Regions from separate parts of the Homo sapiens genome. Here region 1 is linked to region 2. A link is a loop called in an ENCODE intact Hi-C map of the cell type or tissue named here. Cell type or tissue: heart right ventricle. All regions are shown on one strand. Each heading gives the region's core, and the rest is flanking DNA. Links, peaks and the distances in the headings are about the cores only. Region 1 overlaps AFG2A (AAA ATPase AFG2A). Region 2 overlaps AFG2A (AAA ATPase AFG2A).

Region 1 (5,396 bases), core at 259-5,258, 110 kb after region 2:
GAAGAGTTTGAGGAGGATTAGTATTAGCCCTTCTTTAAACGTGTGGTAGAATTCAGCCATAAAGTCATGTGGTTCTGGGCTTTCCACTGATGACAGACTTCTACTTACTGAGTCAATCTCCTTACTAATTATTGGTCTGTTCAGATTTCCAATCTCTTGATTCAGTTTTGTTATGTTAAATGTTTCTATCCATTTTTCTAGGTTACATGATTTGTTGACATATAATTGTTCATAGTAGTTTCTTATGATCCTTTGCAAAAAAAAAAAAAAAAATCCTAAAATTCATATGGAATCACAAAGGCCCAGAATAGTCAAAATAATCTTGACCAAAAAGAACAAAGCTGGAAGCATCACACAAACAGATTATAAAATATACTGCAAAGCCATACCTAGCATCAAAACAGACACATCAACGAATGGAATAGGACAGAGAGAGCAGAAATAAATCCACATGTCTATAGTCAATTGATTTTTGATGATGATGCCAAGAACATACAATGGGGAAAGGACAGTCTCTACAATAAGTGATGACGAGCAAACTGAATATCCACATATAGAATAAAAATGGACCCTTTTCTCACCCCTTATACATGAATCAAGTCAAAATAAATTGAAGACTTAAGCAGAAGACCTGAAAATAAAACTACTAGAAGAAAACCTAAGAGAAAAAGCTCCACAGACAGAGATTTCTTGGATATAACCTCAAAAGCACAGGCAATGAAAGCAAAAATAAACCAATGGAACTGCATTAAACTAAAAAGCTTCTGCACACCAAAGAAACAATAGAGTGAAGAGAAAAACCCCAGATTGGGAGAAACATATGCAAATCATACATCTAATAAAGAGCTAATATCTAAAATATACAAGGAACTCAAACTACTCAATATCAAGAGAACACATAACCCTATTAAAAACTGGAAAGAACTTCAATACACATTTCTCAAAAGATACACAAAAGTCCAACAAATACAAGTGCTCAATATCTCTAATAATGAGAAATGCAAATTAAAACCACAATGAGATGTCACCTCACATCTGTCAGACTGGCCATCAGAAAGATGAAAGACAGTAAGTTTTGGCAAGGATGTGAAAACTAGGGAATCCTTATCCACCGTTAGTGACACTGTAAATTAGTAAAGCCATTTAAGAAAACAATATAAAGTGATATTGTAAATTAGTATAGCCATTTAAGAAAACAATGTCTAGGTTACCCAAAGAAGTAAAAACAGAATGACCATATGATTCAGCAATCCCACTACTGGGTATTGTAAAAGGTATCAGAATCAAAATGAAGTCACCTGTGTCAAACTCAAACAAAAAATATATATAAATAAAGCTAGGAGTTTACAAAGGGAGGCCACACACACACACACACACACGCACACGCCTATGATAGGAACTATAACAGACACTGTATGAAGGACTCTTAGGCACATATGCCTGTAACCACAACGTTCTAAACTGCAGATTGTTACAGGAGTCACAAGGACAGCTAGCCAGATGCACAAGAACACTTGCCTGACACAGTTTCCACTAAAGAACTGGTGTCAGCTCCTGTGATAAGCCCCGTAACCAATGTTGTCATTGTTTCAAAATAAACTACTACTTTTCTCCTTTACCTTTAAAAGCATCCCCTTGCCTGAACCTCTTTGGATATGCCTGTGGTCCCCATAGGCTGCATATCCCAGAACTGCAAATCCTCTATGCAGTCTCGAACAAACCCATTATCTTCGGAGAACCTCTCTGCCTGCTATTTAGGTTGGCAATGTATACACAAAGGATTGAAATCGGCTGGGCGCAGTGGCTCACGCCTGTAATCCCAGCACTTTGGGAGGCCTAGGCGGGCGGATCATGAGGTCAGGAGATCGAGACCATCCTGGCTAACACGGTGAAACCCCGTCTCTACTAAAACTACAAAAAATTAGCCGGGCGTGGTGGTGGGCGCCTGTAGTCCCAGCTACCGGGGAGGCTGAGGCAGGAGAATGGCGTGAACCCAGGAGGCGGGGCTTGCAGTGAGCCAAGATCGCACCACTGCACTTCAGCCTGGGCGACAGAGCGAGACTCCGTCTCAAAAAAAAAAAAAAAAAAGGATTGAAATCATTATGCGGAAGAGATGCGGAAGAGATGCCTTCACTTCCATGTTCATTGAAGCATTATTCACAATAGCCAAGCTATGGAAACAACCTGTGTCCATTGACAGAGAATGAATAAAGAAAATGTGATGTGTGTGTACACATGCAAATATATATGCACATATATATATATATATATGTACACACATCATGTTTTCTTCGTCCATTCTTCTATCAATGAACACTGGTTGTTTCCATAGCTTGGCTATTGTGAATGTACATATATGTATACACACACACACACACACAAATATAATTCAGCCATAAAAAAGAAGGAAATCTTGCCATTTGCGACAACATGGATGAACTCTGAAAACATCACGCTAAGTGAAATAAGCCAAACACAGAAGGACAAGTACTACATGATCTCACTTATATGTGGAATCTAAAAAACAGCTGAACTCCTATTAACAGAGAATAGAATGGTTGGGACCTAAGGGTTGGGAAAAGTGCGATATTAGTCAAAGGATACAAACCCTCAGCCACAAGATGAATAAGTATTAAAGACCTAATGTAGAGCATGGTGGTGACTACAGTTAATAACAATGTATATGTGTCTGTGTATATAAACATCATGTTGTACACTCTAAAGATATGCAATTTTTGTTTGTCAATCATACTTCAATAAATCTGGGGGGGAAAAGGCCAAGAAGCACATGAAAATATAGTGAAAATCACTAATCATTAGGGAAGTACAGATCACAATCACAATGCATGTCGCCTCATACCCATTAGGATACATACTATCAAAAAAGAAAAAAGAAAAGAATCAGAAATTTAAAACCTTGTTCCCACTATTGGAATGAATATAAAATGGTGCAGCTGCTGTGGAAAATAGTATGGCAGTTATTCAAAACATTAAAAATAGAAATACTATATGATCTAGCAATTTCACTTCTGAGTACATATCAAAAAATTGAAAGCAGATCTCAAATAGATATTCACACACCATGTTTGTAATACCACTATTCATAATAGCCAAGAGGTGGATACAACCTAACTGTCCATCTACAGATGAATGGATAACAAGATGTGGTATATACATATAATAAAATATTCAGCCTCAAAAAAGAAATTCTGATACATTATATAACATAAAATAATCTTGAGGACGTTATGCTAAATTAAAATAAGCCAGTTACAAAAGACACATACTGCACAATTCCACTTATATGAGGTATCCAGAGCAGTCAAATTCATAGAAACAAAGTAGAAAGGGACTGGGGGGAGGAGGTAATGCAGAGTTGTTTAATGGGTACAGATTTTCTGTTTTCCATGATGAAAAAGTTTTGGAGGCTGTGCAACAATGTGAATATACTTAATACTACTAAACTGTAAACTTAGAAACTGCTAAGATAGAAAAGAAAAATAAACAGTTAAGATGGTATCTTTTATGTTATGTGCTTTTTTACCGCAATAAAAAAATAATTTTAAAAATCCCCATAGGAGACATTATACATAAGTAAAGAGTTGATTTTAAAAAAGGAAATTGTACTTCTTCAAAACTAAAATTTTTTGCTCTGTGAACTACAGTGTTAATAAAAAGAAAAGACAAGCTACAGATTAAGAGAAGGTTTGTAATATGCTCGATAAAGGATTTTGATCCAGAATACGTAAAGAAAACAACCCATTGAAAGGGTAAAAATTGATCCAAAGAAAACATTTCACCAAAACAAAATGTTCAAATTACAAATAAGCAAATGAAGAGATGCCTGATATTGCTGGTAATAAGAGCAATGCAGATTAAAACCACAATAAGATAATACTATATAACTAACAGAATGATTAAAACTAAAGAAAAAAAAAACACTGACAATAACAAGCACTAGCAAGTATGCAGGGCACCTGGAATGCTCATATATTGTTGGTGGGAATATAGTTCAGGCAATCTGGAAAGTAATAGGGCAGTTTATATAAAATTAAGCATACAGTTAATTACCCTATGATTCAGTAAATCCACTCCTAGAATCATATTAGATATAAGAAGTTTTGTTCACATAAAAACCAGTCTGTGAATGTGTACTGCAACATTCTTCATAGCAAAAGCTGCAAACAATCTAAAATGTCCTTTATTGTTTATTATGTATAAACAAACTGTAGTGCATCTATATAGCGGAATAATACCCAATAATAAAAAAGGAACAAACTACTGATACAGTAACACAGACGAATCTCGAAAACATGTGAAATAAAAGAGGTTATACTCAAAGATGACATGTGCATGATTACATTTATATGACATTTGGGAAATGGGCAAAACTACAGGACAGATCAGTAGTTGCCAGGGGTCAGTGGTGGAAAGAAGACATCCCACCAGTGGTGGCTGCAAGAATAAATTTTTGGAGTAAATAAATTGTTTTGCATTGTGATTGTGTTGGTGGTTACCCAATTCTATGCATTTATCAAAACTGACAGAACTGAACCTGGCATCGTGTCTCACGCCTGTCATCTCAGTACTTTGGGAAGCTGAGGTGAAAGGACTGCTTGAGGCCAGGAGTTTGAAACCAGCCTCAGCAACATAGAGAGACCTCATATCTACATAAATTAAAAAATATATATATATTAGCTGGGAACTGTGGCCTGCACCTATAGTCCCTGCTACTTGGGAGACTGAGGTGGGGGATGGTTTGAGCCCAGGAGTTTGAGGTTGCAATGAGCTATGATTGCACCACTGCTCTTCAGTCTGGGCAACAGAGTAAGACCCTACCTCAAAAACAAAACAACAACAAAAAACCTCACATAACAGTTACCAGCTATGTTGGTCAAGTTTCTTAACCATCTGTGTTTCAGTTTCTCACGTGTATGATCAAGGATGGTAATAGAATTTACTTCATAAAATTAAGATTATATAATTATATATATAATTTAGAACAAAATTTAAAAACATGTTGAACTGCAAGTGCCTTTGAGACATGTAAGTAGATGGTTGAATCGGTCAGAGCAAAGATCTGAGCTGAATTAGGCACTGAATCACAGCTGACAACTGAAGCCATGGATGTGGATGAGAGAAGATGGGTCCCGTGCCCAGCCTTGACAAACTGCAACATTCTGTGGCTAGGCAGACCAGAATAAATATGTAAAGGAGTCAAGGAGGACAAAGAAATAGAAGAAAAATTAGGTATTACTGTGTCACGTAAAACAAAGAGGAATGTTTCAAAGAGGAAGGAGTGGACAATGACAGCTGATGGTGCTAACAGGTAATCGCAGAGACTGTTAGTTTTTCTCTTTAGTAATGAAACCCCTGAGTTAAAGCCAAATTTAAAT
Region 2 (5,396 bases), core at 161-5,160:
AAAAAAATTCCAGAAACATTTCCCAAATCCAAATGAGCCGGGCTTTAAATGACAAGGAGGGGAAATTTACCAGATTGAGAAACTGTGAAAAGGCAGAATGAATATTATAAGCAAAGAAGAAAAGCAGTGCACAAACCATTCCTGGGAGGCGAAAAGGTTTACTGTGGTCACATGTAGGGCAGACTTTCCCAGTGGTTGTACTGGGAATGGATTAGAGGGTATGCTTAAGATATTGTTTCCTTCAGATCTCAGAAGGGCCAGAAAGCTCAGAGAAGCCAGAGACTTCAGGCAGTCAGACAGTGGTATCATCTGGTTATTATTCCATGTGTGACATGTCATGAAAAATTTTGGGAAGCACTGGTAGAGGATGCTTAGAAACATGGGGACATGAAGGTAGATTGAGAAAAAAAATCCACAGGTATAATTACATTACATATGGTATGTAATGCCAAGGAGTTTGGTCCTTATCTCACAGTCCGTAGCAAATTGCAGGTTTTTAATGAGGAAAGAGACAGGCTTGATTTTCTGTTGAAGAAAGTAAATGATTCTGGCAGCAGTGTGGAAGAAGCACAGGAACGAAGTGCAACTTCCAGTTAGGCAACTAATACAATTTCGAGGCCCTAAATTAGAACATGAATAATAGCAGAGGCAGTGAACCTGAACAGGACAATTTAAGAGATGTCTTTGAAGTATAACTGCACAATGTTTTCAACTTATTATTAGACACTTTCCCCTTTTGACAATGCCACTCCATTGTGCAAAGGGAGATAAAGATAAAAAAGCATTTATTTTAAATAGATTCGTAATTATTCTGCAAAGAGAACAATATCTGCTAAATTAAAACCTGGATCTTAACAATGTTCCATGACTTGACTTTTCAACTGGTGGACATGCTTTTTAAACAATAATTCAATTTGCATTAAAACTATTTAAGATAATCACTTCCCCATAAAGCTGAAAAAGTTGTGGGAGTCTTTAGTGCTTAGCTAGGCTTCACAGAGCAGTTCAGTCCCACAGATATTTGCTGAGTATCTACTATGTGTCAGGCATAGGATTAGGTACTAGGGTTATAAAGTTCTTTGTTCTTTAAAAAATAATTCATTTGAAACAGATTTCTGTATGTCAACATGTTAGCGTATATTTGTATTAAAACAAATAAATCAATCAGTCTTTAGGCTATCTGTCTAATGTTGGGCTTGCTCAGTTCTGCAAAAACCTGTAGCACTGTGCAAGAAAAGACTTGATGCATTTGACAGCAGGTGTTCAGGAAAAATGCACCACAGTAAATAGCAGCAATTGATGATGAGCACAAAATGAAGAGAACAGAAGAAAAAAAAATTTAGCATGCACACACATACACATACTTAAGTTATTTTATTAGCATATTTTCTTTGTCCATTTCTATTAAAGAGTCATTTTACAAGTCAAAACAGTATGTATCCAGCACTAATCCAAATTCTTCCTCTTGTAAAAAGTGAATCTGCTTTTTAAAAAACTATAGGGGCAAAGTGAAAACAATGCAAACTAACATTTCCTATGTCTCTATAAAATTCACTCTTTAAAAAGGGTCTCCATAAGATAGAATAGGAGTGAAGAACTTCCTTAGATATTTACATATTTTAAGATATTTAAAAATATATAAACCCATGGGTTCTTAATGGGGGTAAGGGAGTAGTGGCAGTGGGGACAAATGGCCTGTCCTCTGCTTCTTTTCCCAGCATCGTCTCCTGTTATTTGACCCCTCCAGGCCCTTTACTTTCTACCAATACTGAACTCCTTGTACTTCCCCTAAAATTGCTATGAGCATATTCTTCACACCTCTCTAATTTATAAATAGTGATCTCTTTATCTGAACAGTCCTGTCTACTCCCAGGCCATGTACTCCAGGAAAATCCTAGTTATTCTTTCAAATCATTTCTATACAAAGAAACTGTCATTTTCTTCTCTATATTACTCCTAAACATTGTTCACATTTCTTTTGCACATATCACACAACAGTTGTTTATATTTTCTAATGCCCCTGCTGAACCATAAGATATTCAAAGGACATATATTTTTTCCCAATTTAAAAGAAATCACAATGTAAGGTGATCTGCCTACAGACACCTACTAGGTATACAGAAGCATGCAGACAAGAAATATATAAGACAGCAGGTGGTACCAAAAACATGTTGCTCAGAATATGTTTCTGGATAACTAAGGTTTTTAACTCATTACATATAAACGATTTTTAAAAACCTAAAATGAAAGTCTTCTGATATATACTACAAAGAATGGATGATATGGTAAATGTAAACAAACAAAGGTTTTGTTGACTCAAAGTCTTCTTTTCCCTCTCCATCATTCTTAAACAATATTCTGTGCTAAAGTTATTAGATGGTGAGGATACAGATGCCGTAGGACAGATTTATACAATGTAACTTGAACGGGCACCACAGGACTGATGGGTTGCACAGTGGTGACGCCGAGTGGTGATGCAGAGCTGTGGATACTGCCTGCCTGCACTTGCAGAGGTCATCAATGTTTCCACATCCTCTGAGAGGAACAGCGTGTTTCTGTCTCTCACCCCAAAGAGACATTGTTTCTGTTTTCTATTCCTGCCACTCCTCAATTTTTTTTAAGGTACAAAATACCAAGATACAGAAGCTATTTCTTATCAGTCCCACCAGAGTGCAGCAGGGCTGTTTTATCCTTTTCTTTGCCTTGCGTTTTCTTTCTCCCAGGCTGGTCCCAGCCCATTTCTGAGTTCCGTCAGTCCTGCTTTGGCTGTTCAGTGCACCTTTCTTTTTCCTTGTCTCTGGTACCTTGTCTGATAATACAAGACATTACAAAATAATGTCTTTTTTTTTAATCTTACCTATTCATAGTTCAAAATTCTGGCTCTATTACTTACTGAGTTTTATTTATTTATTTGAGATGGGGTCTTGCTCTGTTGCCCATGCTGGACTGCAGTAGCGCGATCATGGCTCACTACAGACTTGACCTCCAGGGTCCAAGCGGTCCTCCCACCTCAGCCTCCCGAATAGGTGGGACCACAGGTGTGTGCTACCACATCTGGCTAACATTTAAATTTTATTTTTTTGGACAGACGGGTCTCCCTACGGTGCCCAGGCTGGTCTAAACTCCGGACTCAAGTGATCCTCCTGCTCAGATTACAGGTGTGAACCACCACACCTGGTTGTAACTGAATTTTTTTTTTAATTACAGGGTACATGTGCACAACGTGCAGGTTTATTACATAGGTATACATGAGCCATGTTGGTTTGCTTCCCCCATTAACTCATCATTTACATTAGGTATGTCTCCTAATGCTATCCCTCCCCCAGCCCCCCACCACCTGACAGGCCCCAGTGTGTGATGTTCCCTGCCCTGCGTCCAAGTGTTCTCATTGTTCAATTCCCACCTATGAGTGAGAACATGTGGTGTTTGGTTTTCTGTCCTTCTGATAGTTTGCTGAGAATGATGGTTCCCAGCTTCATCCATGTCCCAACAAAGGACATGAACTCATCCTTTTTTATGGCTGCATAGTATTCCATGGTGTATCTGTGCCACATTTTCTTAATCTAGTCTATCACTGATGGAAATTTGGGTTGGTTCCAAGTCTTTACTATCGTGAATAGTGCTGCAATAAACATACGTGTGCATGTGTCTTTATAGCAGCATGATTTATAATCCTTTGGGTATATACCCAGTAATGGGATGGCTGGGTCAAATGGTATTTCTAGTTCTAGATCCTTGAGGAATCACCACACTGTCTTCCACAATGATTGAACTAATTTACACTCCCACCAACAGTGTAAAGGCGTTCCTACTTCTCCACATCCTCTCCAGCATCTGTTGTTTCCCAACTTTTTAATGATCACCATTCTAACTGGTGTGAGATGGTATCTCATTGTGGTTTTGATTTGCATTTCTCTGATGGCCAGTGATGATGAGCATTTTTTCATGTGTCTGTTGGCTGCATAAATGTCTTCTTTTGAGGGATGTCTATTCATACCTTTTGCCCACTTTTTGATGGGGTTGTTTTTTTTCTTGTAAATTTGTTTGAGTTCATTGTAGATTCTGGATATTAGCCCTTTGTCAGATGGGTAGATTGCAAAAATTTTCTCCCCTTCTGTAGGTTGCCTATTCACTCTGATGGTAGTTTCTTTCGCTGTGCAGAAGCTCTTTAGATTAATTAGATCCCATTTGTCAATTTTGGCTTTTGTTGCCATTTCTTTCGGTGTTTCAGTCATGAAGTCCTTGACTAGGCCTATGTCCTGAATGGTACTGCCTACGTTTTCTTCTAGGGTTTTTATGGTTTTAGGTCTTACATTTAAGTCTTTAATACATCTTGAATTAATTTTTGTATAAGGTGTAAGGAAGGGATCCAGTTTCAGCTTTCTGCATATGGCTAGCCAGTTTTCCCAGCACCATGTATTAAATAGGGAATCCTTTCCCCACTTCTTGTTTTTGTCAGGTTTGTCAAAGATCAGATGGTTGTAGATGCATGGTGTTATTTCTGAGGCCTCTGTTCTCTACATATCTGTTTTGGTACCAGTACCATACTGTTTTGGTTACTATAGCCTTGTAGTATACTTTGAAGTCAGGTAGTGTGATGCCTCCAGCTTTGTTGTTTTTGCTTAGTACTGTCTTGGCTATGCGGGCTCCTTTTTGGTTTCATATGAATTTTAAAGTAGTTTTTTCCAATTCTGTGAAGAAAATCATTGGTAGCTTGATGGAGATAGCATTGAATCTGTACATTACCTTGGGCAGTATGGATATTTTCACAATATTGATTCTTCCCATCTTCCATTTGTTTGTGTCCTCTTTTATTTTGTTGAGCAGTGGCTTGTAGTTCTCCTTGAAGAGGTCCTTCCCATCCCTTGTAAGTTGGATTCCTAGGTATCTTATTTTCTTTGTAGCAATTGTGAATGGGAGTTCACTCACAATTTGGCTGTTTGTCTGTTATTGGTGTATAGGAATGCTTGTGATTTTTGCACATTGATTTTGTATCCTGAGACTTTGCTGAAGTTGCTTATCAGCATAAGGAGATTTTGGGCTGAGACGATGGGGTTTTTAAATATACAATCATGTCATCTGCAGACAGGGACAATTTGACTTCCGCTTTTCTAAATTGAATAACCTTTGTTTCTTTCTCTTGCCTGACTGCCCAGGCTAGAACTTCTAACACTATGTTGAGTAGGAGTGGTGAGAGAGGGCATCCTTGTCTTCTGCCGGTTTTCAAAGGGAACGCTTCCAGTTTTTGCCCATTCAGTATGATATTGGCTGTGGGTTTGTCATAAATAGCTCTTATTATTTTGAGATATTTCCATCAATACCTAGTTTATTGAGAGTTTTTAGCATGAACGGCTGTTGAATTTTTTCGAAGGCCTTTTCTGCATCTATTGAGATAA

Evidence for each region. A loop is a pair of places that touch in the nucleus more often than their neighbours do. Peaks named below come from ENCODE experiments on the same cell type or tissue, not always from the same donor. Only the 100,000 strongest peaks of a DNase experiment are listed, where the experiment ranks them.
Region 1: a loop joins it to region 2, with 4 times the contacts of the local background. A loop is called at or near these places in 5 of 110 quality-filtered maps.

The regions. Positions count from the first base shown.
Region 1 is chr4:123,129,473-123,134,868 of GRCh38, reverse strand. The region is part of intron 14 of AFG2A (AAA ATPase AFG2A); the gene reads right to left. Among named protein-coding and RNA genes, the nearest start is that of AFG2A, 210 kb to the right of the region's middle. In heart right ventricle, for the core only: no CTCF peak of the experiment used is centred there; no DNase peak of the experiment used is centred there.
Region 2 is chr4:123,241,539-123,246,934 of GRCh38, reverse strand. All of the region lies in intron 14 of AFG2A (AAA ATPase AFG2A), which reads right to left. Among named protein-coding and RNA genes, the nearest start is that of SPRY1, 150 kb to the left of the region's middle. In heart right ventricle, for the core only: a CTCF peak has its summit at 2,474; a DNase peak (open chromatin) is centred at 2,474; H3K27ac peaks cover 2,164 bases.